Regions from separate parts of the Homo sapiens genome. Here region 1 is linked to region 2. A link is a loop called in an ENCODE intact Hi-C map of the cell type or tissue named here. Cell type or tissue: gastrocnemius medialis. All regions are shown on one strand. Region 1 overlaps XYLT1 (xylosyltransferase 1). Region 2 overlaps XYLT1 (xylosyltransferase 1).

Region 1 (8,000 bases), 80 kb after region 2:
CTTTTGGCTTTCACTATTAACACTCTGGTCCAAACCACCCCTGCATGTCCCCTAACAGATTACAACATCCTTCCCCCTCACCCATCTCCCTGTTCTTGCCCTTGACCCATTACAGTACATTTTCAGCAGGGCAGCCACCAATCCCATTTTCCAAGGCAAGGCCATGTCATTCCTCTGTTTAAAATCCTCTGAAGACTTCCCAGTGTGGAGTGAAGCAAGGACCCTTCTAAGTTTCCCAAGGTTCTAATGATCTAGCTTCACCTCCACCGCCCCTCTCTCCCTTACTCATGCTGTTCTAGCCACACCAGGCTCTGCTGGCAACCAACACACCAACCACATTCTATCTCAGGGCCTTTGCCCTGGCTGCTCCTGTTCCTTCCTCTTTCTGCAGAGCTCCACCACTCATGCTTTTGAGATCTTTGCTCAAACACTGCTGCATGGAATTGTCTCCACCAAAGGAAAAGGGCAACCTATCTCCAACTGGCCTTACCTAGCCCACAGTCCTCCCCTGCTTTGCTCTCCCATGCTCTCATCGCCATCTGACATGACATATCAACATGCATTTCTCGGTTGGGCGTGGCGGCTCATGCCTGTAATCCCAGCACTTTGGGAGGCCGAGACAGGCAGATCCCATGAGGTTGGGAGTTCGAGACCAGCCGGGCCAACATGGTGAAACCCCATCTCTACTAAAAGTACAAAAATTAGTTGGGCGAGGTGGCGCGTGCCTGTAATCCCAGCTACCCAGGAGGCTGAGGCAGGAGAATCGCTGGAACCCGGGAGACGGAGGTTGCAGTGAGCCGAGATCGCACCATTGCACTCCAGCCTGGGCAACAGAGAGAGACCCTGTCTCAAAAAAAAACACATGCGTTTCTCATTTACTACCTGTATAGAATGTGTGCTCAGAAGAGTAAGAATTTCTGTCATGTTGGCTGTTGTATCTCCAGCTCCTAAAACAGTATCCAGAACGTAGTAGGCACTCAACACATATTTATTGAATACACTGATCAATATTATCACATGATAATATGATATGCTATTGATAATTGCGATGATGAAAAGCAAATCCAGAAAAAAACTTCGAGTCCCTAAAGAAAAATGTTTATAAAAACAAAACATAAATTTTGAAAAAACATGTTTCCAGTCACAGCTGCCCGCAGAGAACAGGGTGGAACACCCAACAAGAAAGTAACACGTAAACACCTCACGGCCAACATGGCACACAGCAGCCTGGTTGTCTCAGGCAGCTGCTCTGCACACAGGACCCTTTCACAGAGTCCAGGGAGTAAATGCCAGCAAGGGTTGAACATGTTACAACGTCAGCCCCTGAAGCCACAGACTATTTTCGGGTGTCAGGCAAACCCACAATCTCCTGTGACAGCCAAACTACTGCAGATCTGAAAACCGTCTCCCTGCGGTCTTTCAGGGGACAGGCCTCCGGGATTGTGCCACGAACTCCTCTTGCTTCACGGCACCCAGTGCCTGCTGCATCAACAGCGACTCAGGCATAGGTGGGCTTGGGGTCTCCATCCCCCAGATGTGAGCTGGAGGCCCTACATCCTTTTGTGCCTCAAGGTTGTGCTGGCGTTTTAGTTTTAAAATGAAAAAAAAGAATAATTTGAGACAGGATCTCGCTCTATCACCCAGGCTGGAGTGCAGTAGCGCAATCACAGCTCACTGCAACCTCCATCTCCTGGCCTCAAGTGATCCTCCCACCTCAGCCTCCCGAGTAGCTGGGACTAAAAGCACGGGCCACTACACGCAGATTATGTTTTATTTTTTTGTAGAGATGGTCTTGTTATATTGTTCGGGCTAGTCTCAAACTCCTGGCCTCAGGCAATCCTTCCACCTTGGCTTCCCAAAGTGTTGGCATTACAGGCATGAGCCACCATACCCAGTGTGCTTGGCTTTTTAAATGAGAAGAGGAATCAAGAGAGCGTTCTTCCGTACCTCATCACACCCACAGTGAAACACTTGGCACATGCTATCTTGTTTGTAACTCCAGGTCACATGAGGTCACTTGGAAGCAAAAAATTAAAGCCCAATGACATTTACAGGGAGGCGTTCAACCAGCAGACTTCACCTAAACGTCACCAGCTCCGTCTCATTACAGTCAACGGGTGTTGATTTTTACACATTCTCTGCTACCCATACTTGGTTAGGACCGTGGTTTTCAGCTCAGGGGTGCTTTTGCTCCCCAGAGATATTCGGCAATGTCCAGAGACATTTGTGAGACAACTGGAGGAGGGAGTGTCATTAAAATCTAGTGTGTACATGCCAGAGATGCTGCTAAACATTCTACAATGCAGAGAACAGCCTCACAACAAAGAATAATCCTGTCCCAGGCCGGGTGCCTGTAATCCCAGCACTTTGGGAGGCCAAGGCGGGCGGATCACGAGGTCAGGAGATTGAGACCATCCTGGCTAACACGGTGAAACCCCGTCTCTACTAAAAAATACAAAAAAAAAAAAAAAATTAGCCGGGCGTGGTGGCGGGCGCCTGTAGTCCCAGCTACTCAGGAGGCTGAGGCAGGAGAATGGCACGAACCCGGGAGGTGGAGCTTGCAGTGAGCCGAGATCACGCCATTGCACTCCATCCTGGGTGACAGAAGGAGACTCCATCTCAAAAAAAAAAAAAAAAGAATAATCCTGTCCCAAATGTCAGTAGTGCCCAGATCAAGTGACCCCAGGTTAGTCAGTCCACAGGGTAAACAAGGTTGCCCTGGGGAAGGGAGTCCCTTAAGCACTGTAGTGAGGCTGGAGGCAAAAGAATGGGGTTGATAAGATCTGGTACACCTTGGGGCTTTTGAGATGTGTCTTCGCAGCCAACTGTCTAAGGATTCTTTTTTTTTTTTTGAGACAGGTCTCTGTCACCCAAGCTGGAGTGCAGTGTGGTGATCTTGGCTCACTGCAACCTCTGCCTTCCGGATTCAAGTGATTCTCCTGCCTCAGCCTCCCGAGTAGCTGGGACTACAAGCATGCGCCACCACGCTTGGCTAATTTTTATATTTTTAGTAGAGACGGTGTTTCACCATGTTGGCCAGGCTGGTCTCAAACTCCTGGCCTCAAGTGATCTGCCTGCCTCAGCCTCCCAAAGTTCTAGGATTATACATAGGCGTGAGCCACTGCGCCCGGCCTAACACAGGCAAGTCCACTACCTGGCCATGTCTGAACATACCCCAGGCCAGAAAAGGAGCTTCCTCAGCCTGTGGGTGGCAGAGGTGAGACCCAAGGGGCCAGCTGTTGGCCCGTTTTTATTTCCTTAGAAGATGTCTCAGCCTCTGCTACTCTGACCACTCGTCATCCAGGCAGTTCTGGGCTTCACTCATGTGGTGACGACACAGTTCATCTCTGAACTGCACGCAGGCAAAAAATGTCCCAGCTTGCTCTTGAGACAAGCACCTAGTTTGGCTGCCAAAAACATCCTGGTATTTCAACTCGTGCTGCTTCCCTCTCTGTAAAGAGGAAACCAGCTACCTAAACAGAGGAGGAGGAACATTCCAGAGAAGGCACAAAGCAAATCCCTGCAGAGAATGCCAAAGTCTTTGCCCTCTCTGTGGCACAGGGATGCAGGAGGCAGTGCATGGAGGCACGGAGGCTGGAGAGCCTCTGCTCCCCAAGCCTGCTACTTCCACAAGAGAGAAAAGGCAGGGGGTGACGCAGCTTGCATTCACAAGTGACAAGAGGGTGTCTCCAGCTTATCCTCTTAGCAGTCCTCATGGCTGCTTTAACTAGTTGGGAAGCTGAAGCTCAGAAGCTAAAAGCCTTTCTCAAAGGTGATGCACTGAGCAAGTGAAAGAGTTGGGATTCAAACGTAGGACTATGAAAGTAATACTAAGTGCTTAGGTGCCAGGCACTGTTCTGTTGCTTAATGCACGTTAACCCATCTGATCATCCCAACAAGTCTAGGAGGTGGCTACTGCTGTTACTTCAACCGTTTTTATTTATTATTATTATTTTTGAGAGAGAGTCTCGCTCTGTCACCCATGGTGGAGTACAGTGGCTTGATCTCGGCTCACTGCAACCTCCATTTCCTGGGTTCAAGTGATTCTCCTGCCTCAGCCTCCCGAGTAGCTGGGATTATAGGCGTGTGCCACCACACGTGGCTAATTTTTGTATTTTTAGTAAAGACGGGGTCTCGCCATGTTGGTCAGGCTGGTCTTGAACACCTGACCCCAGGTGATCCACCTGCCTTGGCCTCCCAAAGTGCTGGGATTACAGGCGTGAGCCACCGAGCCCGGCCTACTCTGACCATTTTTTAAAGAAACTGAGGCACAAAGGGATCGCTGGCGTGTGGAAGGTCTCACAGCAGCTAAGTGGTGAGCCAGGGGGTCTGCTGCATAGACCATGACCTGCCCCCACGAGGCCCGTTCTCACCTCCCCAAGGGGCTGCTTGGGGTTACCAGGTCCAGACTGCCCTTGTCCACTTTGCAGGTGAGACCCTAGGAGGATCCAGAGTCCTGAGTGTGCAGGGGACAGGACAAACAATACCCAGGGGACTGTCACTGAGGTGAATGAACGCAGCAGGCCAGGTGGGGACTTCTATGAACCAGTGACCCCATCCCGAGGCCCCATGCAAAGGGGCAGCTGGTGGTCACCAGTCATGGACATCCAGCAGCTCAGAGTGGTTTTACCTATCAGTTTTTCAAAAATCTTCCAACCCCACTCTTCCCCTCTCTAAAAATTTAAAAAATTTAAAAATCTTCCTGAGGCCAAAGGCAACCCATGTGCAGGTCAGAGATGGCCACGAGGAGGCCCATGGCACAACTTTGAGTCCAGGGCCATGAAATGAGAAAGTCACCTCCTGCTCCCATAACTGGTGCCTGATTCTAACTGGGCCAGTGAACGTGGAGACTGGTCATCTGACCAAGAACTCTCTTTGAGCCCGTTTTATAGCTGGAAGTTCCTTCTTCTAGCATTGAGCTGGCTGGGTTTTTCCTTCTCAGGACAATAAAACTGCATTTCTGTCCTCGACCCCACCCATCTGGCACCTGCACCACAGCTAACTTCAGCTTTCCACCCAGTTCTCTTTTGTTCAGTGGAAAAAATGAGCTACAGTTCCCAGAAGAAAATGAGAACGGGGTTATTATTAATAAGATACTCTTTTTCAGAAAGGCAGTTGAAGGCAGCGGGGAAGATCACATTGAGGGGGGAGCCGGGGTAGCCCCACTGCTACTCCCTCCTGCAGGACCACCTGGTCTGGAGAAGCAGCTACGCGCTGGCCCTCCCTGTTGGCTCTCAGAGGTACAAACCAGAGGTGGCGGCATTTCTAAGAAATTAGATTCAAATACTAGGACAGTTAACATTTCCTGGAGGTGTGACCGAGAACCAAGAAAAAGTGATTTTGTGAAGGCCTTGCTTGCAGGCAGAAATAACCTGTCTTCTCTGTCTGTCTGTCTGCTCTGGGGGCTACCGGAAGGAGCTGAAGGCCTGTCCCCCGCCTCTCCCCACCCCACCATGCCCTAGGCCTTAGTCCCTCCCCACTGAAGAATGCCTTTACCAACTTGGGACAGACAGAGGAGTATGAATGAATGAGAATACTCCAAGCTGACCCTGCCTGGGGCATCTCTTCTCACACATGTGGCTTCTCTGGTGCTTTATTTAGCATGAGACTGTTTAGAATGTTTATTTTTGGCTCAGTTTTGGGGGACAGTTTTCACAAATAGAATGACAGCTATGATCTTCTCTCTAAAAAAAGAGCTCGTACAATCCACCGTTGGGCATTCAGTTTCAAGAGCTTCACTGTCCCATGGTCTCCATTCTGGGACCTCTCCTCCACTGGAAGACCCTCTCCTTTAATCAAAACATGACACAAGATGACAGTGACTCCCCATGGCAAGTCCCATTGGCAGTGCTGAGCCAGCGAGGCGGGGGCCCGGTCAGGGTCCCTGAAGGAAAGAGATGTTACTCTCCAAACTGAAGAGACTGTACAAAGAGATTCTTTATAAGGAAAACTAACAAGGGAGGTGCTATGCACCAGGGCTGGCCACAGCCAGGAGCTGTCACCACCCTGGGGCCTGAAGGGGAGGGAGTGGTGTTCCTGGACCACGGAGACAGTAGCTGCAGCCACGGGAGAGGGCAGCCCCACAGCAGCTGTGGCCTTGCTAGGGGTACAGACACAGCCAACCCATGGAAACCCTCATCTCATCTCTTCCCACCTTCCTATCTCCTACCAGTTCCTCTACTTGGCCAAAGCAAAGAAAAGTCCTTGCTGATGAAACCCATCAAGGTTAGCCTCTGGAGGCCCAGAGAAGAAAGGAGAGGGGTGGAGAGTGGATCTGGGGCTGGGGCTTGCGGGGGAAGAAGACACCCAACATGTTTCATCTTGCTAACACCCAACATGGAGACAGCAGGAGGAGGCACAAAGAGGGCGTGCGGGGCTGTGGATCTTCCACGCTGAGCCTCCACCTCCCACTATCCCTGAGCAGCAGAGGAATCCTGGTTTGCTACTGAGCTGCTGAACGACTGGGCAAATTGTTCAGCAGCTCTGGGTCCTGGTTTCCTTCCATGTCAAGTATAAAGATGGAACCCAACAGGCCCTAAGGTATGGGAGTCACAGCCAGCACTGCAGAAGAGGGAGGCCTAAGTGTGGGCCCTCTCAATGCCACTCCCAAACTCTGTGGTCTTGGACCAGGGACTGAGCCTCTCCATGCCTCAGTGTCTTCACTTGCAAAGGAAGGGTGTGAGAGCACCTTCGCCAAGGGATGTTGTTATGAGGAAACGAGGTCACGCATATAAAGTGTTGAGCAACATCCCAGGCACATAGAAAACATGCAATCACCCCTCCAGCTCTCACGTTCCCCAAGTTTGGGCCTTGTCTACGGATTTTTACATCCCTCATACACCTGGACCTCCCTCGTGCTGCTATCTTTTGTGAAAGCAATTTTCTTCATTGAATGATTCCATTAACTAGAACCTGCAAACCCAGCCTGAACATTCTAGCATCGAAACCTTCTCTTTTAAGCTCCGCAGTATGCACAGCCCTGCCCCAAAACCCCATGGAGAAGATCGCTTCAGCTTCAAAGATCTTGGTGCGTGTGCTATTTATGCCAAATGTTAGTGATGCCTCCTCGCTGAGCCTCCGGCTCGTAAGTCAATGCAAAACCAGCCACACTGCCTTGTTGCTCAGTGGCAGCACCACGGGCTTCTGCCTCAGTGCTTGAAGTCAATGGCGGTGGGGGTGCCCTGAGAGAAGATGCGTGTGCTGGAAGGGAAATGTGAGTATGGCCTCCTCAAGGTGCCACTGCTGTGCTCACCGTCTGCAGGGCAAACCGTGCCACAGCCTGGGGCTTCAGCTACTCATCCTAGAATCCACTCTGTATGGACAGATGTTTCCAAGCCCATGTGCTCTGGATTGCCAAGTGAGTGATCTATAGCAAGCAAGATCTAATCTATATCCACATCTAATACATATCAAATCTCTGTATCAATAAATAGATATCAAATCTCTATGTCAATTCTTTGTGTCAAATCTGTCTAGATCTAATCTCTAATCTCCTTCTATATCTTATTGATATCTCTACCTATCTTGTAACATAGCAGGGAAGGAGACAGATTTCATTTGTCACCTGGCTCTAGTTTAGATTCTATCACCTACTGACCGTACAACTTTTAAAAGGAAACTTGGTCTCTCTGGCTTTAGCAGGCTCCTCTGTAAAATGGGGTTAAGGTTAGTAACTCCCAGGGTTATTTCCCAATATATGAAAGCTAAACTGCTAGGTTCAAATCTTGCTGCCTTTGCTACCTGTTGGGCAAGTAACTTAACCTCTTTGCGCCTCAGTTTCTCATCTGTAAAACGGGGATGACAGTAATACTTCCCATAAGAGATAGTTGTGAAATGCAAATGAGCAAATCCATGTAAAGAACTTAATTTAGAAGAGGGACTCGCATGCAGTATAAATGCTTAATTCATGTTACATAAAAGTGCTAAATTTATGAATGCATGTCCAATGTACAGTTCCCATCTCAATGAAACATCTATTCAGTGTATGTAATCATTATTGA
Region 2 (8,000 bases):
TGCCATGCTAAGCCCTTGGATGCAGTACCTCACTTAACTCCTGGAAATAATTTCCAACGTAGGCACTACTGTTCGCCCACCTTACAGAAAAGGGTGGAAAATAAGGTTGGGGATGTCGAGTAATTTGCACAAATTCATGTTGGGGAGGCAGCGAACTTGCATCTGCCTGATTCTAAAATCTGCTATTGTATCACGCCTCTTGTGTTTTGCTGAGAAGTAAATCAAGAAGCATTCAGTTCCCCTGCAGTGGAATAATGGGTATCACCATCTTTGCTCATATTAGCGTCTGTCGGGATGGAGCTGATGGGGCAGGGGTGGCATTCAATAAAGCTATGAAAAATCATTTCTGTTCCATTCCTTCTAGGGATGTGTTAGGATTGTATGTCCCTATCCCTTGTATATTAGGCACAGACAGGAAACATGCTATGGCCAAGAGCAGTGACTGGAACCCATAAGGTGTCATTCCCTGGATACCACAATATCCAGCCACACTCCTGCTGGTGGAGGTCATGCATCCCTGAGTGAGGCCCATGTGGAGTAGAGACTCTACCAACCCTCAGTGTGCAGAAATTGACCCCTGCTGCTTTGAGTCACTGAGATTTGGGGGATCTGTGTTACTGTAGCATGGTCTAACTCATCCCGATTAATCCAGGAGCTAACCTGATCTCCTTTCTTCCTTTGAGCTGAGTCAGGTACAGGAGCCAATTTTTTTCTCCCTCCAACAGACAGAAACATCTATTGACGACTCCCATGCTCCAAGAACATAAATTTAAATTCTGTCCCTAAGCCCATTTTCTAGAAGTTTCTAGAAATGTCTAAAGGGCAGGGAGTAAGCCAGAAGAGCTACTGCCCTGATGGACATCTTCGTTTTCTCTCTTCAGACATATCCTAAGTGTCATTCTGGGGCCCTTCTCTTTCCTTGTTATCAGCAAGTTTCCCCGCCACACAACAGAAAACCTCCACAAACCCCCATTTCAAAAGCTCCTGTTCTCCATCACTTTCTGGCTGAACTTTGCCAAGCAAAACCAGACAGAAAACACTGCGATCATCTCCCTCCACCCCCCACGGCCAATGAAGCTAATCTGACAATCAGAGAATGGCCAATTCCTCTGGCTAATGTGTAATATCAGGAAGAGGCACCACCATTGATTCTGATGGGACTCATGATTAATACCCGCTCTCTACTCAAGACAGGCCACCACAATGGCGATGATTAGCTTGTGGTGGCCCTGTGAACTTCTGCCTGGCCCCAGATGCTACTCAGCTGCCATGGGAACCCAAAAGATTTGAGTATAAGAGGGAAGGAAAATATTTTGTCTTCTGGAACAAAAGGGCTCACAGATACTAGATCGCTTCCAGAAAAGTCAGAGAGAGGCGCAGTCAGCGAGAATTGGAGGCCTGAGAATTTCTGTCCCTCAGAGTCACTGTCATTTTCTATAGTGACTGCGGCGTTCTCTCTGGCTTCCCCCCTTCAATTCATTTTTTTCTTTTCTTTTCTTTTTTGAGATGGAGTTTCACTCTTGTCACCTAGGCTGGAGTGCAACGGCGCCATCTTGGCTCACTGTAACCTCCGCCTCCCAGGTTCAAGTGATTCTCCTGCCTCAGCCTCCTGAGTAGCTGGGATTACAGGTGTGTGCTACCACGCCCGGCTAATTTTTGTATTTTTAGTAGAGACGGGTTTTCACCATGTTGGCCAGGCTGGTCTCGAACTCCTGACCTCAGGTGATCCACCCACATCAACCTCCAAAAGTGCTGGGACTACTATGATAATAACACTTAACATGAGATCTACCCTCTGAACCAATTTTTAAGTGTGTATTATTGTTGACTATGCAGCTATAGTCAACACTATAGTACTATATGCAACATACAGCAAATTGTTGTATATTGTTGCATGTACTACTATATTGTTGGCTATAGTACTGCACAGCAGGTCTCTATGGCTTCTTCATTGTGCATGCATGATTGAGATGTTATGCCTGTCCATCAGCAACTCCCCATGCTCCTCCCCAATCCCCCAACTCCTGGCAACTACTACTTCACTCTCTGGTTCTAGGATTCGGACTATTTTCGATAGCTGATAGAAGCAGAATAAACACGTGTACTATCTGTCCTTCTGTGACTGGTTTCTTTCAGTTAGCATAATGTCCTCAGAGTTCATCCATGTTGCTGTATGTTGCAGGATTTTCTTCTTTTTGAAGCTAACATCCATTGTGTGTATATGCCACATTTTCTTTATCCAGCCATCCAAGGATGGACATGACATATCACTTCATGTTCCCCCTAACTCTTCATCTGACTGCCAAGGGGCAAACAGATTTTGGCTTTTCTGTCCTTTCTGTGGAGACTCAAGATCCAGAAAGCCAAACCCAGGATCCCTTCCCTTCACAAAACCAATCTTGGGAGGTCTCCAGGCAGACCCATAAAAAATAACCATCATATGCCCAGCACCCAAGTGGCCCATGCTCTGTGTCCTTTGAATCTTCTTGAAAACTCACCAAAACAGACAGTATTAGTACTCCTTAAGAGGAGGAAACTAACATAGAGAGAGGTTAAATAACTTGACCGAGGCTACACTGCTAGTAATGAAGTGATTCAAACTCTCTGTGTCTCAGTTTCCTCATTTAAAACATTGGGATGATAACACCTTGGTATCCATGGGGATGATAATAATATCCATCTCAGGCCGGGCACAGTGGCTCACACCTGTAATCCCAGCACTTTGGGAGGCTGAGGCGGTCGGATCATGAAGTCCGGAGATCGAGACCATCCTGGCTAACACTGTGAAACCCCGTCTCTACTAAAAATACAAAAAATTAGCTGGGCGTGGTGGCACGCACCTGTAGTCCCAGCTACTCAGGAGGCTGAGGCAGGAGAATCGCTTGAACCCAGGAGATGGAGGTTGCAGTGAGCCAAGATCGTGCCCTGCACTGCAGCCTGGGTGACAGAGTGAGACTCTGTCTCAAAACAAACAAACAACACCTCACCTCTTGGGTAATTCAGTGAGGAAGAGTGTATGTAAAACTACTAGAATATGCCCACCACACAAAGCTGGAAGAAGAATGAGCAGTAAACCAGACTGGGGAACTCTACCAATTAACACTCTCTCTCCCCTGACAGTCTCTGCCTAGAGGACAGATGGGTTATTATTTCGCAATTGTGATCAACTGGCATCATCTTCTCTACTCTTCATCAATCCAACTCTCTCACCTTGAGTTATTTATGCTAATGCAACCCTTTGACTTACTTTATTTTAATGTACTTATTACAATGATTGCACATTCAAATGTTTGTGTGCAAGCTCCAAAACTCTAATTGCTCTGCTGTTGCCTTACCTCTAAGCTGCTGCTAGAATCCATTTTTATTCTGGAGAAATAATTAAATGCAATAATGTCCTCCATTCCCATTCAACCTTGGGCATGTTTAGAGTCAATTTCAATCAGGTAGAAATATGCTAAACATAATATGGCTCCGAGAAGCAGGTTACCTGACCCACGCTGCTGCTGCAAAGACACGTGGGTCTGTTTCCATTTTTCCCAGGTTCTCTTGGTTCAGGATGAATCAATACTTAGTCTACTGAATCCTGGCCCCTTGCTCCCATTTCTGAGGGGTGGGGGTGGGTTGCCGTGATTTTTAAACTATCCACCTTTGCTCTTATTGTTTATGTAGGAGAAGACCTGGGTACTAGTATTGCATTAGCTGATGTCCAATTTTCTTATCTGTAAAATGATGTGTCCCGAATGTGTGTTACTAACCATTCTGAGTTAGTTATTAATCAATATATTCAATGAACAAAATTCTGCCACTTCAGCTCATTAAAACAATTCGATGGACCTTAAGAGACCAGGAACTGAGGACAAAATGGAAGCTTCAAAGCGCATCCCGTCTGCAGCCCTATCCCTCTATTATCGTCTATAGCAGCACACTGAGATTCAGAGGTCTGGACTCAGGAAGAAGTGAGTTTGATTCCTCCCTTCTCCATTTGCTGGGGTTCTTCAAGCTGGGACAGAACATTTCGCCTCTCTTTGCCTCAGTTTCCTCATCCATCCCAGAGAGCCGAAGATGGCACCTACTTCCCAGGGACTGAATCGATCAAGCATAGAAGATAGTGCCTGACACGTCCAAAGTGCTTAAGAAACACGTATGTCTTAGGTTCCGTTCCAAGCCTGTTGCATGTACTAACTCATTTAATCTCCATGATGAGCTGATAAAGAAGACGCTATATTTTCTACCCATTTTTCAGATTGGAACATTAAGGTTCAGGGAGGTTAAATGACTAAGTCCACACACCTAGGAAACAGAGGAGCCAGGATTTGAACCCAGGCTGTCTAGGTCTGGAGGTCATGCCTTTCAATACCCCACTGCCTCTCCGCAGCTATTAGGAATAGGGACAGGGCCAAAGGGAAACCCCAGCCAGGTGCACTGCTCACACATGAGGGCGCCTGGCCCACCCGCTCATCGTGATCAGTTTACGGCTTCCTTTTGTGCCATGTGCACGCACAGCCGGCTGGGTAGTTATTTGGTGTTGAACTCAGTGTCCGAGGCTTCGTTCCAATCACCAAGGCTACCAAGGCCACTGGGAGGGACAAACAGGGAGAGGCCTGCACCTGCTTCCAAAAGGACCTCCGTGCCAGGGTAGGCGAACGGTGGAAGCACAGTGTGTGTGGCTGTACCAATTAGAACATGCAATTACCCAGGCTGCCAATGCAAATAGACCTAACAGAGGCCCCTCGTCCAGCTCATCTGCATGCACAAAAGGTGGCTGGCCAGCACTTAGAAACCCGTGGACCACGCTGGACGCAGGCAGGCCCTGCTTTAACAGAACCCTAAGTAAAAAGCCCTTTGCAATGTAGCATCATGTTAATGGGATGCAAAACAGCACAGGGTGAGGCAGGAAGGAGTGAGACTGATAGGGCTGGGTTGGAATCCAGTCTCTGCTCCTTAACTCTGAGACGGAGGGCAAGAGGTTTAACCTCTCAGAGCCTCATTTTTCTCATCTACAAAAGAAGGGGGTAAGAAGACCTACTTTGCAAATGTAAGGTGGGGATTAACTAATATGTCATGCACATATAATTCTATTTAACAAAACAACATTGGGTGAGAGGCTTGATACATGTTAAGCACTCAAGTGGCAGCAGGATGATATTTTAAGCTAGCGCCTTGTCACTTGATGAGCAAGTCTGAGTCTTTTGTTTGTTTGTTTGAGACGGAGTCTCGCTCTGTCGCCCAGGCTGGAGTGCAGTGGTGCGATCACGCTCATCGCAAGCTCCGCCTCCCGGGTTCACGCCATTCTCCTGCCTCAGCCTCCCGAGTAGCTGGGACTACAGGCGCCCGCCACCAAGCCCGGCTAATATTTTTTGTATTTTTTAGTAGAGACGGGGTTTCACCATGTTAGCCAGGATGGTCTCAATCTCCTGACCTCATGATCCGCCCGCCTCAGCCTCCCAAAGTGCTGGGATTACAGGCGTGAGCCACCACGCCCGGCCAAGACTGAGACTTTTTGGAAAGGCAGAGTGTTGAGGCACAGTGGGTTGAAATCTGGACCCTGGCCTTTGCTCACTGTGTGGCCCAGGGCACAGTGCCTAACTTTGTCTGCCTCAGTTTCCTTCTCTGTAAAATGGGGACAATAATGAGTACCCAATCTAATGAGGCTGTTATGAGAATTAAGAGTCAATGAATTTAAAACACTTAATACCTAGAACTTAATAAATATTAGGTATAATTTATTAAAATAGAATTAATGATTGCAATGGTGACTTAAAGTGGTTCTTAAAGTGTGGTCTGGGAACTGTTGGGGGTCCCTGAGGCCTTCTCAGGGGATCTTTAATGACAAACTATTTTCACGATAATATAAAGACATTATTTTCCTTTCTCGCTTACTCTCTCATGAGTGTACAGTGGAGTTTTCCAGAAACTCCACTGCACGTCATACTGCATCAGAAATCAGAAGCAAATGTGAGAATCTAGCTATCTTCTATTAAGCCAGGTGTTACAGAGATTTGCAAAAAATGTAAAACAGTGCCTCCCTTCTTCCTAAATTTGTTTTCGTTGGGGAAAAATATGCATACTTTTCATAAATATATTTTATATACACAAGTAATAGGTTATTATGACTGTTTTTAAGTGAATTAATAAACATTTTAAGAATGCCTTAGTTTAAATATTACTATATAGGAAGTAATTGATAGCACCTACCTAAGCCAAAGCTCTTTGGTGTTCCTCAATAATGTTTGAGACTATACAGCAATCCTGAGACCAAGTTTGAGAACTACTGACATAATACATAAGTACAATCAGAAATATTTACTGATTATTAAAATTAAAAGTTTAGGATTCTTTTATGTAGGCTGTTTTGCTACATGCCAAGCCTTTTGATTTGTATTTTACTTCCATACACAATACACACACACAGAACAGATAGAAATCGAAGTTGAGTGATAAATACTTTTTTTTTTTTTTTTTTTCTGAGACGGAGTTTCGCTCTTTGTTGCCCAGGCTGGAGTACAGTGGTGCAATCTCGGCTCACCGCAACCTCCGCTTCCCGGGTTCAAGCGATTCTCTTGTCTCAGCTTCCCAAGTAGCACGGATTACAGGTGCCCGCCACCATGCCCGACTAATTTTTGTATTTTTAGTATAGACAGGGTTTCACCATGTTGGCCAGGCTGGTCTCAAACTCCTGACTTCAGGTGATCTGCCTGCCTTGGCCTCCCAAAGTGCTGGAATTACAGGCGTGAGCCACTGCGCCCAGCCGATAAATACTTTCCTATAGAGAGAGGAACCCAGGCCCCTCAAGTCCTGAATCATCCTCAGGGAGGAAGAATGACCTGCTGTCAAGAGTTAGTCCTTGATCAAACTCTAGTCAGCCTCCTCTGCCCCCTTTTTCTACTGGGCCTCTCAGCTTTACCTATAAAGACTTGAATGAAATGCTAACGTTGTTTTTCTTTTTCTTTCTTTCTTTCTTTTTTATTTATTTATTTTTTGAGACAGGGTCTCATTTTGTTCCCCAGGCTGGAGTACAGTGGTATGATCACGACTCACTGCAGCCTCAACCTCCTGACCTCAAGCGATCCTCCTGCCTCAGCCTCCTGAGTAGCTGGGACTACACAGGCTTTCACCACTATACCCAGCTTTTTAAATTTTTTGTAGAGACAGGACCTTGCTATGTTGCCTAGGCTGGTCTCAAACTCCTAGGCTCAGGCAATCCTTGGCTTCCTAAAGTGCTGAGATTACAAGCGTGAGCTACCACGCCTGGCCTGAAACACTAACATAGTTTCTCACAGCTCAAGGCAACATCCCTGGGATGACCCCAGCTCCTGCTTAAAGTGACTGCTTTAGAAAACTCAAGGCTGCCAAAATAATTTACTGTTTGTTCCAGCTAACACCTCTAGACAGGGCATCATCTCCCAGCCTCTGTAAGAGAGCAGGAGCCACACTTCATAAACAGCAGTTAGCAAACCCATTTGAGTCACACATAGACCAACCCTCCCTTCCTGCTTTTGGTAATTCTTCACTTCCCTGAGTCCACTGAGCTCATCTCCCTTCCCTCCCTCCCACCTCTCTCCTTCTCCCTTTATTATTATTATTATTATTATTATTATCATTATTTTGAGATGGAGTCTCCCTCTGTTGCCTAGGCTGGAGTGCAATGGCATGATCTCTGCTCAGTGCAACCTCCGCCTCCCGGGTTCAAGCAATTCTCCTGCCTCAGCCTCCTGAGTAGCTGGAATTACAGGCGTGTGCCACAATGCCCAGCTAATTTTTTTTGTATTTTTAGTAGAGATGGGATTTCACCATGTTGGTCAGGCTGGTCTCGAACTCCTGACCTCGTGATCCACCTGCCTTGGCCTCCCAAAGTGCTGGGATTACAGGCGTGGGCCACCGCACTCTGCTTCCTTCTCTCTTTAAAACACCCAGTCACCTCTGAACAAATCCAAGTTGAGTTCAGTTCCATGCTGGATGCTTTTCCTATTGCAACAGGCATTACTGATTAAATGTGCCCT

What was found. Peaks named below come from ENCODE experiments on the same cell type or tissue, not always from the same donor. Only the 100,000 strongest peaks of a DNase experiment are listed, where the experiment ranks them.
Region 1: it touches region 2 in a loop (2.8-fold over the local background); 6 of 110 quality-filtered maps call a loop at or near these places.

Annotation. Positions count from the first base shown.
Region 1 is chr16:17,341,872-17,349,871 of GRCh38, forward strand. All of the region lies in intron 2 of XYLT1 (xylosyltransferase 1), which reads right to left. Among named protein-coding and RNA genes, the nearest start is that of XYLT1, 130 kb to the right of the region's middle. RefSeq lists enhancers at 3,739-4,240, 5,709-5,798. In gastrocnemius medialis, no CTCF peak of the experiment used is centred here; DNase peaks (open chromatin) are centred at 2,000 and 3,350.
Region 2 is chr16:17,262,223-17,270,222 of GRCh38, forward strand. All of the region lies in intron 2 of XYLT1 (xylosyltransferase 1), which reads right to left. Among named protein-coding and RNA genes, the nearest start is that of XYLT1, 200 kb to the right of the region's middle. RefSeq lists an enhancer at 4,096-4,967. In gastrocnemius medialis, no CTCF peak of the experiment used is centred here; a DNase peak (open chromatin) is centred at 4,549.